Linked DNA regions of Homo sapiens: region 1 is linked to region 2. The links are chromatin loops, found by intact Hi-C in ENCODE. Cell type or tissue: mammary epithelial cell. All regions are shown on one strand. Links, peaks and the distances in the headings refer to the core of each region. The heading gives the core; the rest is flanking DNA.

Region 1 (6,419 bases), core at 619-3,118, 100 kb after region 2:
TACTCTCCTTTATCATCTCCCTCCCTTTAAAAAAATACTGCCAATCCTTTCCTCCAACAACTCACAAAATAAGAGTTTTTCAAATCATTTTATCTTTAATAATCTTGTAGTAATTTAAAATATGAGAAAAAAAAGTCAAATGTGTTCCCTTTATGGGTGATGCCACCATGATTGCCTCACACAAGCATAATCAATCGCCACGAGAGACTGGATGCCAAAGAGTATGGCTGGCAAAAAGGCATCAGGGCTCACAGTCCGAAGAGTTTGGTTACGGAGTCTCCGAGGGGTAACAGGTGGCAGAAAAGACATCAGTTTAAGGGACCCTCAGAGGACAGGGCGCGGTTGCTGGGTCATGAGCACCTTGAAGCGTTTCTTGATGGTGATTCGGTGTCGAGAGTATTTGTCATCTGGGGAGAACCGAGCAGGATGGGCTGAGCAGGTCTGTTGTCCCATCGGGTCAAATTTCTGCTCCAGGAACACAGAATGTATGTCAGTACAGGAGTGATGAAATGGGGTGGGGCCAGCGCGAAAAAGGGCAAACATGAAAATAGAAGATGCAATGGTCAACTCAAAAAGTTGTACAAATAAATAGAGAAATATAAAATTTAAAAAGGCCGAGCGCGGTGGCTCACGCCTGTAATCCTGGCACTTTGGGAGGTCGAGGCGGGAGGATGGTTTGAGACCAGCCTGGGCAATATGGCGAAACCTCGTCTCTACAACAAACAAACAAACAAAACCAACCAACCAAACAAAAAACCCCAAAACCAAAAATTAGCCGGGTATGGTGGCGCACGCCTGTAGTCCCAACTACTCGGGAGGCTGAGGCAGAAGGATTGTTTGAGCCCAGGAGGCGGAGGTTGCAGTGAGCCGAGACCGCACCACCGCACTACAGCCTAGGCAACAAAGCGAGTCCCTGTCTTTAAAAAAAAAAAAAAAAAAAAAAAGGAAAAGTGAGTGCAATGGCGCTATCCCGGCTCACTGCAACCTCTGCCTCCCGGGTTTAAGCGATTCTCCTGTCTCAGCCTCCCGAGTAGCTGGGATAACAGGCGCACACCGCCATGCCCGGCTAATTTTTTGTATTTTAGTAGAAACGGAGTTTCACAGTGTTGCCCAGAATGGTCGCGAACTCCTGAGCTAAGGCAATCCACCCGCCTCGGCCTCCCAAAGTGCTAGGATTACAGGCGGGAGCCACTGCGCCCCGCCAGAATTTTTTCTTTTAATTAAAAAATGAGTCGCGCGGTCCCGGTTCTTCCCCACCTCGGTTCTGGACTTTCTGGTTCCCCGCACCCAGCTAGGTAACTCCACGTATGACCTCACCCACTCCTCCCATCTACATTTCTCGCCATGCCTATTTACACCCTGTTTTCTCTCCTCACCTTCAGCGTATAGACTCGATCTCCCTGCTCGTTGAGGTAATACTGGAGAAACATGATCGCTTATAAGCCAGCGGTCCCAATTCGGTCCACCGCTCAGTCTGCAGTGGTCCGCCCGACCGCGTCACGTGTTCGTCAATTTCCTTCCTGCATAACCGGAAGTCTCTCTCTCCTGGCACTCCGGAAAATGTAGTCAATTTTTGCCTTGTTTTCAGCTAGCCAGAAGGGGGCGCACGAGAGCAGGGCTTGGCTTGGGGCCCTACTTGCAACTTTGCAGGCTAAAACACGTGGAGTGTCCCTACTGTGTGCTAGGTACACGGCGTTAGAGGGGGGTAGGGATGGATGTGGATAGAATATTGACGTATAGAAGCCTGTCTTTGTCTCAAGATACACACCCATTTCAGGAGCAGTGAGTTTTCAATGCCTGAAGAAACAAGGGCTCCAGGATTCAGAGCCCCTTTACCCTAGGGAAGAAAGAAGAGGTTTTCTTCCCTCCCCTCTTTTACATCCAGTTCCCCTGCTCCATTTCAAAGCGTTGGCGGTAAAGAATGCATGTTGAGTATCAATATTCCGTAAAGCGAAAGAGCGTAAAGTTATTTTATGAAACTGGTGAAGCATGTTTCAGCGGTCGAACCAAGATTTAAAGTTAGGTCCCTACCGCAAATTCAGCGCTCTTTCTTATGGTGGTGAGTAGCTAATAATAACGTAATAAAGTGCACCTTCTAGGAGTTTTTACAATTTTTAAAAGAATATAGAAGTTCTCCTTATAAGACTCTCGTTTAAAGAAATGAAAATGAGAACCAAAATATCATTACAAAGATCATCGTTACGCCATTATTTACAATGACAAAAGCATTGGAATATATATTAACTGTGTAACCAGAAAAACCTGCACTTTTTTTTTTTTTTTTTTAAGAATATGGTTTGGCGGGGCGCGGTGGCTCACGCCTGTAATCCCAACACTGGGAGGCTGAGGCAGGCAGATCACAGGTCAAGGGTTCGAGACCAGCCTGGCCAATCTGGCGAAACCCCGTCTCTACTAAAAATACAGAAAAATTAGCCGGGCGTGGTGGTGGGCGCCTGTAGTCCCAGCTACTTCAGAGGCTGAGGCAGGAGAATCATTTGAGCCGGGGAGGCAGAGGTTGCAGCGAGCTGAGATAGCACCACTGCACTCCAGCCTGGGTCCGTCTTAAAGAAAAAAAAATATGGTTTGTGGCTGGGCGCGGTGGCTCACGCCTGTAATCCCAGCACTTTGGGAGGCTGAGACGGGTGGATCACAAGGTCAGGAGTTCGAGACCAGCCTGGCCAATATGGTGAAACCCCCAAAAATACAAAAATTAGCGGGGCGTGGTGGCGGGCACCTGTAGTCCCAGCTACTCGGGAGGCTGAGGCAGGAGAATCACTTGAACCCAGGAGGCGGAGGTTGCAGTGAGCCAAGATCACGCCACTGCACTCCAGCCTGGGCGACAGAGCGAGATCCTGTCTCAAAAAAAAAAAAAAAAAAAAAAGAATATGGTTTGTATTTACTTGTAGTTGCATAAAAAATCTCTGCAAGTATTCACAAGAAACAGATGATACTGGTTTCCTCTGGGATAGAGAACTTAGTTGCAGGAGAAAGGGGTAAGGGTTGGGAGGCAGACTTATTGCTATGTATTTTATTACGCAGTTTGATTTTTGAACCTTGCTAATGTATTTATTACCTGTTAAAAATTTTTTAAAGGCCGGGCACGGTGGCTCACGCCTAGTAATCCCAGCACTTTGGGAGGCTGAGGCGGGCGGATCATGAGGTCAGGAGATCGAGACTATCCTGGCTAACACAGTGAAACCCCGTCTCTACTAAAAATACAAAAAATTAGCCGGGCATGGTGGTGGGTGCCTGTAGTCCCAGCTACTCAGGAGGGTGAGGCAGGACAATGGCGTGAACCCGGAAGGCGGAGCTTGCAGTGAGCAGAGATCACGCCACTGCACTACAGCCTGGGTGACAGAGCGAGACTCTGTTTAAAAAAAAAAATTTAAATCTAAGTAGTTAATTTTGTTAGAAAGGAAAATGATGATTTTAGCCTTCAGGTCTTTAGAAAAGAGAAAAGATATCTCAGAGGAAGCAAGAAAGATGCCATGAACCCCAGGGAAGGCCTTTTGGGGGAAATCCACGTTTGGATGAAGCTGTGGCTGTAGAGGATGCTCTGGGAGTTACTGGCCTGAAATAGTCGCCAGGAACCTTAGCAGATAAATTTTATTTTTAAAGTTTAAACCAAAATAATTTAACAAAAAGAAGGACTTTCTACTCTTGAAATTTTAAACTGCATGGCAGCTTTTTTATTTAGTGAGGCTTTTCAGCAAAGGGTAAGGCGTCTGTGGAGTACAGAGCCTATGTTAGTAGATTGGACAGCTTTCCAAGGAAATGATGTGCACACAGCAATCGAGCACCTTGGATCATCTGACAATTCTAATTTTAAACTTTAGTTCCCTTGATCCTTACGTGTATAGACCAATGTACTCTGAATTTAGTTCAGAAAATATAGCCATCATTGAATTAAGTCAGGGGTCTACAGTCAACCTGCTGTTAATAGGAAGTCAGTTACAGAACTGGCTGGGATGGAAGGACACAAAATGAGATATGTTGGTGAAGAATCGAAGTGTAGTGAACCAAACGGTAAAACTGTAATGTGTTGGGAATCTGAGAAAAAGTTTACAAATAGCCCTAAAGAGGCAAACATCAATTGTGTTGCCAAACTGTAGTTTGAAGGGAATTCCTGGTTTTTTCATACTTACTAGAACCCTTCATGGAATATCTGTCCCCACCCTCACCCCACTTTTCCCTCTCCCCTCCCCCACAGCAGAATGCCTTGAGTTCCGTATTCTAGTTCTGTGTGATCTGATCTTTACCTTCCCTTCCTTGGATCCCTGTGCACCTACTGGAGCCAGGTTACTCTGGGTCCTGGACCTGACTGCCTCATTCTGGAGGCTTCCAGACAGCCACAGTTAGTGCCCAAACCTGAGAGGATGGCTTCAGATGGAGGTAAGTCTGCAGGTGGTGAGGAGGATTTCTGGTACCTGCTCATATCCTTTGAGACAAGCTCTCTGGGCTGACCTAAAGGAATGTGAGGTGCTACACCCCGTCAAAGGTATCACACTTGGGGAGGCTAGGGAAGGAGATTGTACCTTTAAGACTAGGGGCTGGGGAAGGAAGAGGACTTCCTTAAGGACAGATTAAGGTGTCTCTGAGGACACATGCTGAGTATAGAGAAAGGATGGCAATTAGCAACTTGATTCTCTTGAACAGGGGACACTTCCGCATGTGTTTTTGTGGTGGGAGAGAGGATCAGGGGTATGTGTCTTAGGACTGGCACAGAGAGGTTTCAAGGGGGAAGGCCCAAGTTCATCTGTCTTTTTTAGGCAACTGGAGCCTGTTCTAGGATTTTGCCATGCTTGAGCTTATGAGGGGAAGGGGATGTGGAGGATGGAGGATGGGAGGGTAAGGTGGGAAGGACCTTAGTGGGAAAAGATAATCTGTAGTTATCTGTTGCAGAGAAATGCCTTCCTGAAAACTAGGCTGGAATGTATTATAAACTGCCTCTGCTTGGGCCGGGTGCGGTGGCTCATGCCTGTAATCCCAGCACTTTAGGAGGTCGAGGCGGGTGGATTACCTGAGGTCAGGTTTTTGAGACCAGCCTGGCCAACATGGCGTAAACCCCGTATGTCCTAAAAATACAAAAATTAGCTGGATGTGGTGGTTCGTGCCTGTAATCCCAGCTACTTGCGGGGCTGAGGCAGGAGAATCACTTGAACCCAGGAGGCGGAGGTTGCAGTGAGCTAAGATCGTGCTGCTGCACTCCAGAATGGGCCACAGAGCAAGACTCCATCTAAAAAAAAAAAAAAAAAAAAAAAAAAGCAGCACTTAGAGGCAGTGATGGCTTGGGCTTGTCTCTTCTTGGCAGATAGGGGTCTGTGTGTCTTGTTGAAAAAGAAGCAACTTCTTTAATGCAGTCATTCTCAACGAGAAGTAAGATCAAAATCACTTGGGGGACATTTGCAAACTATGCAAGTTCCCCATCCATATCCCCTCTTTCACCTGTTGAGAATCAGTGCTTTGAGTCTTCGGGTCTAAAGAAGAACTCAGATGGGGTGTGGTGGCTCACACCAGTTATCTCTGCACTTTGGAAGGCTGAGGCAGGAGGATCACTTGAGGCCAGGAGTCTGAGCCTAGCCTAGGCAACATAGCGAGACGTCATCTCTACAATTTTTCTTTTTTTTTTTTTGAGACAGAGTTTTCCTTTGTCACCGAGGCTGGAGCACAGAGGCGCAATCTCAGCTCACTGCAGCCTCAACTTCTTGGGCTCAAGCGATCCTCCCACCCCAGCCCCCCAAGTAGTTGGGACTACAGGTGCATGCCACCGCACCTGGCTTATTTTCGTATTTTTAATGGAGACAGGGTTTTGCCATGTTGCCCAGGCTGGTCTCAAACTCCTGGAGTCAAGCAATCCTTCCACCTTGGCCTCCCAAAGTGCTGGGATTACAGATATGAACCACCGTGCCCGGCCTCTACAAAAAAATTTAAAAATAAAGGAGGAATTCACCTGTAATCCCAGCACTTTGGGAGGCCGAAGCAGGCGGATCACAAGGTCAGGAGATCGAGACCAACCTGGCTAACACGGTGAAACCCCGTCTCTATTAAAAATACAAAAAGTTAGCCGGGCGTGGTGGTGGGCGTCTGTAGTCCCAGCTACACAGGAGGCTGAGGCAGGAGAATGGCATGAACCTAGGAGGCGGAGATTGCAGTGAGCCGAGATTGTGCCACTGCACTCCAGCCTGGGCGACAGAGCGAGACTCCATCTCAAAAAATAAAAATAAAAATAAAAATAAAAATAAAAATAAAAAAATGGGGAATTCAGATGGCTAACTCTGGTCTTCTTTTCTCCTACTCCATTTCTTCTTTTTCTTTGTCTCAACAGCATCTGCATTGCCGGGACCGGATATGAGCATGAAACCTAGTGCCGCCCCGTCTCCATCCCCTGCACTTCCCTTTCTCCCACCAACTTCTGACCC
Region 2 (5,175 bases), core at 826-3,325:
TTTCCTCTGTTCTGCTTTTGTTCCTTTGCACCATACCAAAAAACTGGGAACAGGGATCTCTACAAAGTGAATATTCAACATTCTTTCTCAGTTGACCAGGGTGATTCACTATTGTGAACACGATCTCCTTCCTGCCTCAGCCCCAGTCATGCCCTGACTCATCTTACCAGAAACTCAGTATGATGATTCAGTTTCACTTTAGAATTTTCTCAGGTATGTTTTCTTTTTCGCCTCTCCCATTCCCATATGCTTTTTGACATTTTAATGGTGATTATTCATGACACTTGTATTTGCATTACTCTTCCTTTATTTAGTCAAACCAATTTGGAGATATCATCTCATTTACTCTTACTCCACCCTGGGAATAATGGTATGGAAAATGGAATGATTTTTGCAAAGGCACAGATTAAATCAGTGATGCGGCTAAGAACTAGGCTCTCCTGATTTTCAATCCTGTGTACCTTTTATTAATTTTTACCATCATTCTGGAGTAATGTTTCTTCAGCATTTCTAGTGTTTAGGATTTCAAAGGATTCCAAAATGAAATCCAGTAAAACTTTTTTTTTTAAATACTTTAAGTTTTAGGGTACATGTGCACAACGTGCAGGTTTGTTACATATGTATACATGTGCCATGTTGGTGTGCTGCACCCATTAACTCGTCATTTACATTAGGTATATCTCCTAATGCTATCCTTCCCCCCTCCCCCCACAGTAAAACTTTTGAAATGCCATTGAACACAATGGCATTTCAAAAACAATAGGATTAGTTCTATCATATATAATAAGTATTAGAGTGAAAACAACTTCCTTGTTAAAGTAGAACTTTAATGTTCAATACAGCTAACCAGAAGTGGCAAAGGAATCTTGCTCATGATACCACGTAGATTAGTAAAGAGGAAGAAAATTTGGTCATTACTCCTTGTTGTCACAAGATTGAGAGGAACCCTCTCCATAGTTCAAGGGATCAATTTATTTACATGACTTTTCTCAGTGCTTAGATTAATGTTTGGAGTATATTTGAACATAAGGTTTAGACTTAATAATCTTATAATTTAGTAATGCTTTAAACAGGAAGAAATAATAAATAACTATTTTTGGCTCATCTTATTATTTGGGAAAAAGTGTCCTTTCAAAGGTCAGCACTAAGTGAGAAACCTCCTAGATCACTCAGGAACAAGATTCAAGTAGAAGTTTGAGGTCTTACTACTTAACATCACAAAGCTGTAAACTGAGTTCCAATACCTCAAAAGCCTGACTCTTACCTGCTCAGCAGCTAAAGCTTCACCGTAGTTCTCTAGGAAGTTCCCCACGATGACAGAGCCCACAATAGTGAGACCTTTTCCTGCTTTGAGCTGTGAGGCAAAGGTGAGGAGGCGAGGATGCTTGACATGTAAGTCTTCATCTAGTTTCAGTAATACAAGCAACTGAGGCCTGTGAAGAGGTTGGTGGGGGTTGGAGGGGAGGAGAAAACATTTTGGGTTTGGGGAACAGAATGACAGACTCCACCCTTTAATTCAGGAGATCTGTATGAAACAGGTAATTTGACAGAAGGAAGAGATCACAGGAGATGACAGGATAAGGGCATTATTTTGAATGCTCCCAGTACTATCTCAAGTTGATCAGTCTTCAAGGAAGAATAATAAATTGTAGAAATCTTGATCATAAACGACATGAAGAAAAGGGAATAAAAAAATTAAGGATTTAGAATAGTTCAAAACAGGTCCATTATACCAATTCCTTGAGCCACATATGGTTTCCTTATCCTAAAATCAACAAAACACATATTTTTGTGTGTTAACCATGTGCCAAATACTGCTAGTGTTGATTTCTTTACCTCCAGTTTTTAGTGTGTGGAGGTCCTTCCTCCAATCGAAGCAAAGCAAACCGGGCTGCACTGAGGGACAGCCCACGGATACCATCACCCCATTCTTTCTCAGCTCTGTGAGAAAAAGAAAAGAGCAGAGACAAATTTAAACTATAGTAAGTATAATTTTAAAAAATAAAGTTTTTTTCTGAATCTAAAAATCACACATGTGCAAGGTAGAAGATTAAAGCTCAGATTAATGATTTACATAATGTTCTTTACTAACATAATGAACCTGATGTAGGTAGATCAACAGCACCAACAGACTGCACTGCACAAACAGTTCCCAATAAAGCCTGAAGGGGTCACTCATTCAGTCCTTCTATGTAATTGTTCAAAACAATAATGTAAAAGAGCAATTTAGATTAGAAAATTATAACAGACCTGGAGTTTAAGTTACTTTGAAAATAATGCAGAGAAAGTAAAGTTCAATGTGATCTTCTGAATAAGAATGTTATTTCGTCCTCATTTTTGAAAGCTGTAAGTCTTAGTAGTTACTAAGTTGTTCAGAACTAATTTCTTTTTCATTTCAGAGACAACCCCTTGACTGAAGAGATAAGCAAAAATATTTACATTTGTGTTGTACTTTGTTTAGTACTAATTATTATTATTTGGAAATGTCCTTTGTTATTTTCCATTGATCCATTCATACTTTCTCAATGGATCTCCCTTGTGATGAAAAGCTTGCATCATTAAGATGGTTAAAGAATTAGGGGTACAAAATATAGTTATGAAAATGAAGTTACCTGAGTCCTTAAGATATTTTCACTGAGCTGGCTCTAACCAAACTAGCTAGTCTTGCTACTTTTAGCAGTGATCAAGATTAAATCCACACTCACCCTTGGTATTCAATGTACTTGTAGATCATACCAGCTATTACCATGGCTACAATGGCATAATACCAGGAAGAAATGAACATCAGAGCCAGACAGATACTCATTCCCATGAAAGAAAGGGCCCTAGAAAATTAAAAACAAAAAAGTATCTTTTAAAGTAGCTGAAAAAGAAGCCTATGTTAAAGGTGCTTCTCAAACTATCTGTGGTGAGGTATTATTTTTTAAAAACTTTGAAACTATTATAAATAGAACTTTTGTAAAATGCAATAAAAATGAATTATTCGAAAAATTATCACATGCCTGGATGCTGTAGCAATGTCAAACTGCCACAAAAGTTTCTAAATGATTATTCTCAATTCTATAGTTGTCTTATCATGAAACAGTCGGTAGATGTGCACTAAACCCCAAACTGTCCTTTGCAACAGAAGATGTTTCCAACTGCTGGAAAACCATATAAATAACGGAACACTATCAGTCATCTGCAGTTATGAGGACAATTAATACTTACTTGGCAAAGCCAGGATGGGACACGCAGCCAGAAATGTTAATAACTCTAGGATCTTTTTAAAAAATTTCATATAAATATTTCTAAAAATTTTATAAATACTTATTAGCATAACTGCAGAACTCACTGAGAAAAATTATTTTTGGGCCGGATGCGGTGGCTCACAGCTGTAATCCCAGCACTTTGGGAGGCTGAGGCGGATGGATCACAAGGTCAGAAGACTGAGACCATCCTGGCTAACACGGTGAAACCCTGTCTTTACTAAAAATACAAAAAATTAGCCGGGTGTGGTGACGGGCGCCTGTAGTCCCAGCTACTCGGGAGGCTGAGGCAGGAGAATGGTGTGAACCTGGGATCTCAGCTCACTGCAACCTCCGACTCCCGGGTTCAAGCGATTCTCCTACCTCAGCCTCCTGAGTAGCTGGGATTACAGGCATGTGCCACCATGCCCGGCTACTTTTGTATTTTTAGTAGAGACGGGGTTTCCCCATGTTGGTCAGGCTGGTCTCAAACTCCTGACCTAGGTGATCCGCCTGCCTTGGCCTCCCAAAGTGCTGGGATTACAGGCATGAGCCACCACGCCCGGCCTCATAAAGAACTTCTAACTAACATTAAAGCTAGAAAGAGGATTTGAGGCATTAAAAATCAGTTGAAGATTTTAATTTTTGCCCAGTAAACGTTACATCACTGCCCACCATTGGTAAGTGAAGACAGAAAGGGAACAAGGAGAAAGTTAGCAAAGAAGAATGTAGCAACGGGTACATACAGGACATAATTAATGAGCTCTGAGCTATAAGAGGAAAGAGATGGGATGGTAGCCAAAAATCTTTCATGATGACCCCTTCAGGACTGGGGAGACTTAACTACAACAGCAGCAGCAGCAACAGTTCATTGAGAGCTGAGCTTTACTATGTATCAGGCACTACGATAAGCACTTTAGATTTATTAGTCCCATTTTACAAATGAATAAAATTAAATTTTACATGGTTATGTGCTTTGCTGAAGGTTACAAAGCTAGGAAATAGTAGAGCTGAGATTGGAATTTAGAACCTCTGACTCTGTAACCCTAAGAGACAAACAGGAAAATAAACATGCAAGAGAAGGTTGTTTTAACCTGAAAATTATAGAAGGCTGGATATCTCTATTTAGTGCTTTTGCTCTATTCGTATTGGGTGTTATAAGTTATTATAAAGTGATATAGGAAAATAGGATAGGAGGATGAGGATTCAGATAAGAATTGAAAGTTGAAACAGTATGAAATGGCTGACCAAGAAAAAAATTTTATCGAGAACCCAGACTCTCCTAGTTTTCTAGTTCAAAGATGGGTTCTCTCCAAACGTGAGTAAAAAGAATAAAAGAAGCAGACTTACCAATGGTAGTAGCGGAATCGGGGTCTCCAGTTGGGTGTTCGAAGTAATGTTTGCAAGGCACATGCCAAGTTTACAAAGAGGTAACACATGAGAAAAAACCTGAAGAATAAAGAGTAAGAGGAATGATTATTACTGGAAGATGATTCTTTGAAGGTTAAGTAACTGAATACCTTTGCTGTATTGAAGCCTGTTTCTAGACAACTAACCCTTGATTAAGTAGGAAGTAGGGAAACTTAAACCTCTCCCCACAAAACTGTTCATCCTTCTCTGTTCTCTCAGTCAATGACACAACCACTCTTTACCCAGTTGTTCTTAGGATAATCCAGGTTTCCTCTTCCTTACCCTTGTTCCAAATTCACTTACCAAGTCCTATGGATTCTATTTAAAAATCTCTTAAGCTGCTTCTCTTCCTTTTCATCTCTACTACTAATCACCTTAGTTCAGGCTCTCATTTCTTCTTTCCAATTAGCATTCCCAGCTCAATTCTAGCCTCCTTCTAATCCATCTTTTATACAAGATTGATCATCCTAAAGCATTATCATTTTGTGCTCAAGGATTACCCACTACTTCCAGGTAAAAGTTCCAGGACCTTTGTGAT

The links. Hi-C counts contacts between places; a loop is a spot of excess contacts. Peaks named below come from ENCODE experiments on the same cell type or tissue, not always from the same donor. Only the 100,000 strongest peaks of a DNase experiment are listed, where the experiment ranks them.
Region 1: a loop joins it to region 2, with 7 times the contacts of the local background. A loop is called at or near these places in 34 of 110 quality-filtered maps.

Annotation. Positions count from the first base shown.
Region 1 is chr15:34,341,644-34,348,062 of GRCh38, forward strand. It overlaps NOP10 (NOP10 ribonucleoprotein), which reads right to left and starts at 1,493. Exons shown (of 2, transcript NM_018648.4): 1 at 1,377-1,493; 2 at 76-465. The coding sequence starts at 1,430. The coding sequence ends at 325. NUTM1 (NUT midline carcinoma family member 1) reads left to right here and starts at 1,672. Exons shown (of 8, transcript NM_001284292.2): 1 at 1,672-2,059; 2 at 4,299-4,392; 3 at 6,326-6,419. The coding sequence starts at 2,054. RefSeq lists silencers at 1,236-1,345, 1,426-1,525. In mammary epithelial cell, for the core only: a CTCF peak has its summit at 1,599 (motif pointing right); a DNase peak (open chromatin) is centred at 1,518; H3K4me3 peaks cover 972 bases; H3K27ac peaks cover 996 bases.
Region 2 is chr15:34,239,397-34,244,571 of GRCh38, forward strand. SLC12A6 (solute carrier family 12 member 6) reads right to left here. Exons shown (of 26, transcript NM_001365088.1): 16 at 4,578-4,676; 17 at 2,706-2,825; 18 at 1,837-1,941; 19 at 1,265-1,433. It overlaps LOC124903461 (a long non-coding RNA gene), which reads left to right and starts at 3,730. Exons shown (of 2, transcript XR_007064576.1): 1 at 3,730-4,545. RefSeq lists an enhancer at 1-609. In mammary epithelial cell, for the core only: a CTCF peak has its summit at 2,163 (motif pointing right); a DNase peak (open chromatin) is centred at 2,165; H3K27ac peaks cover 2,353 bases.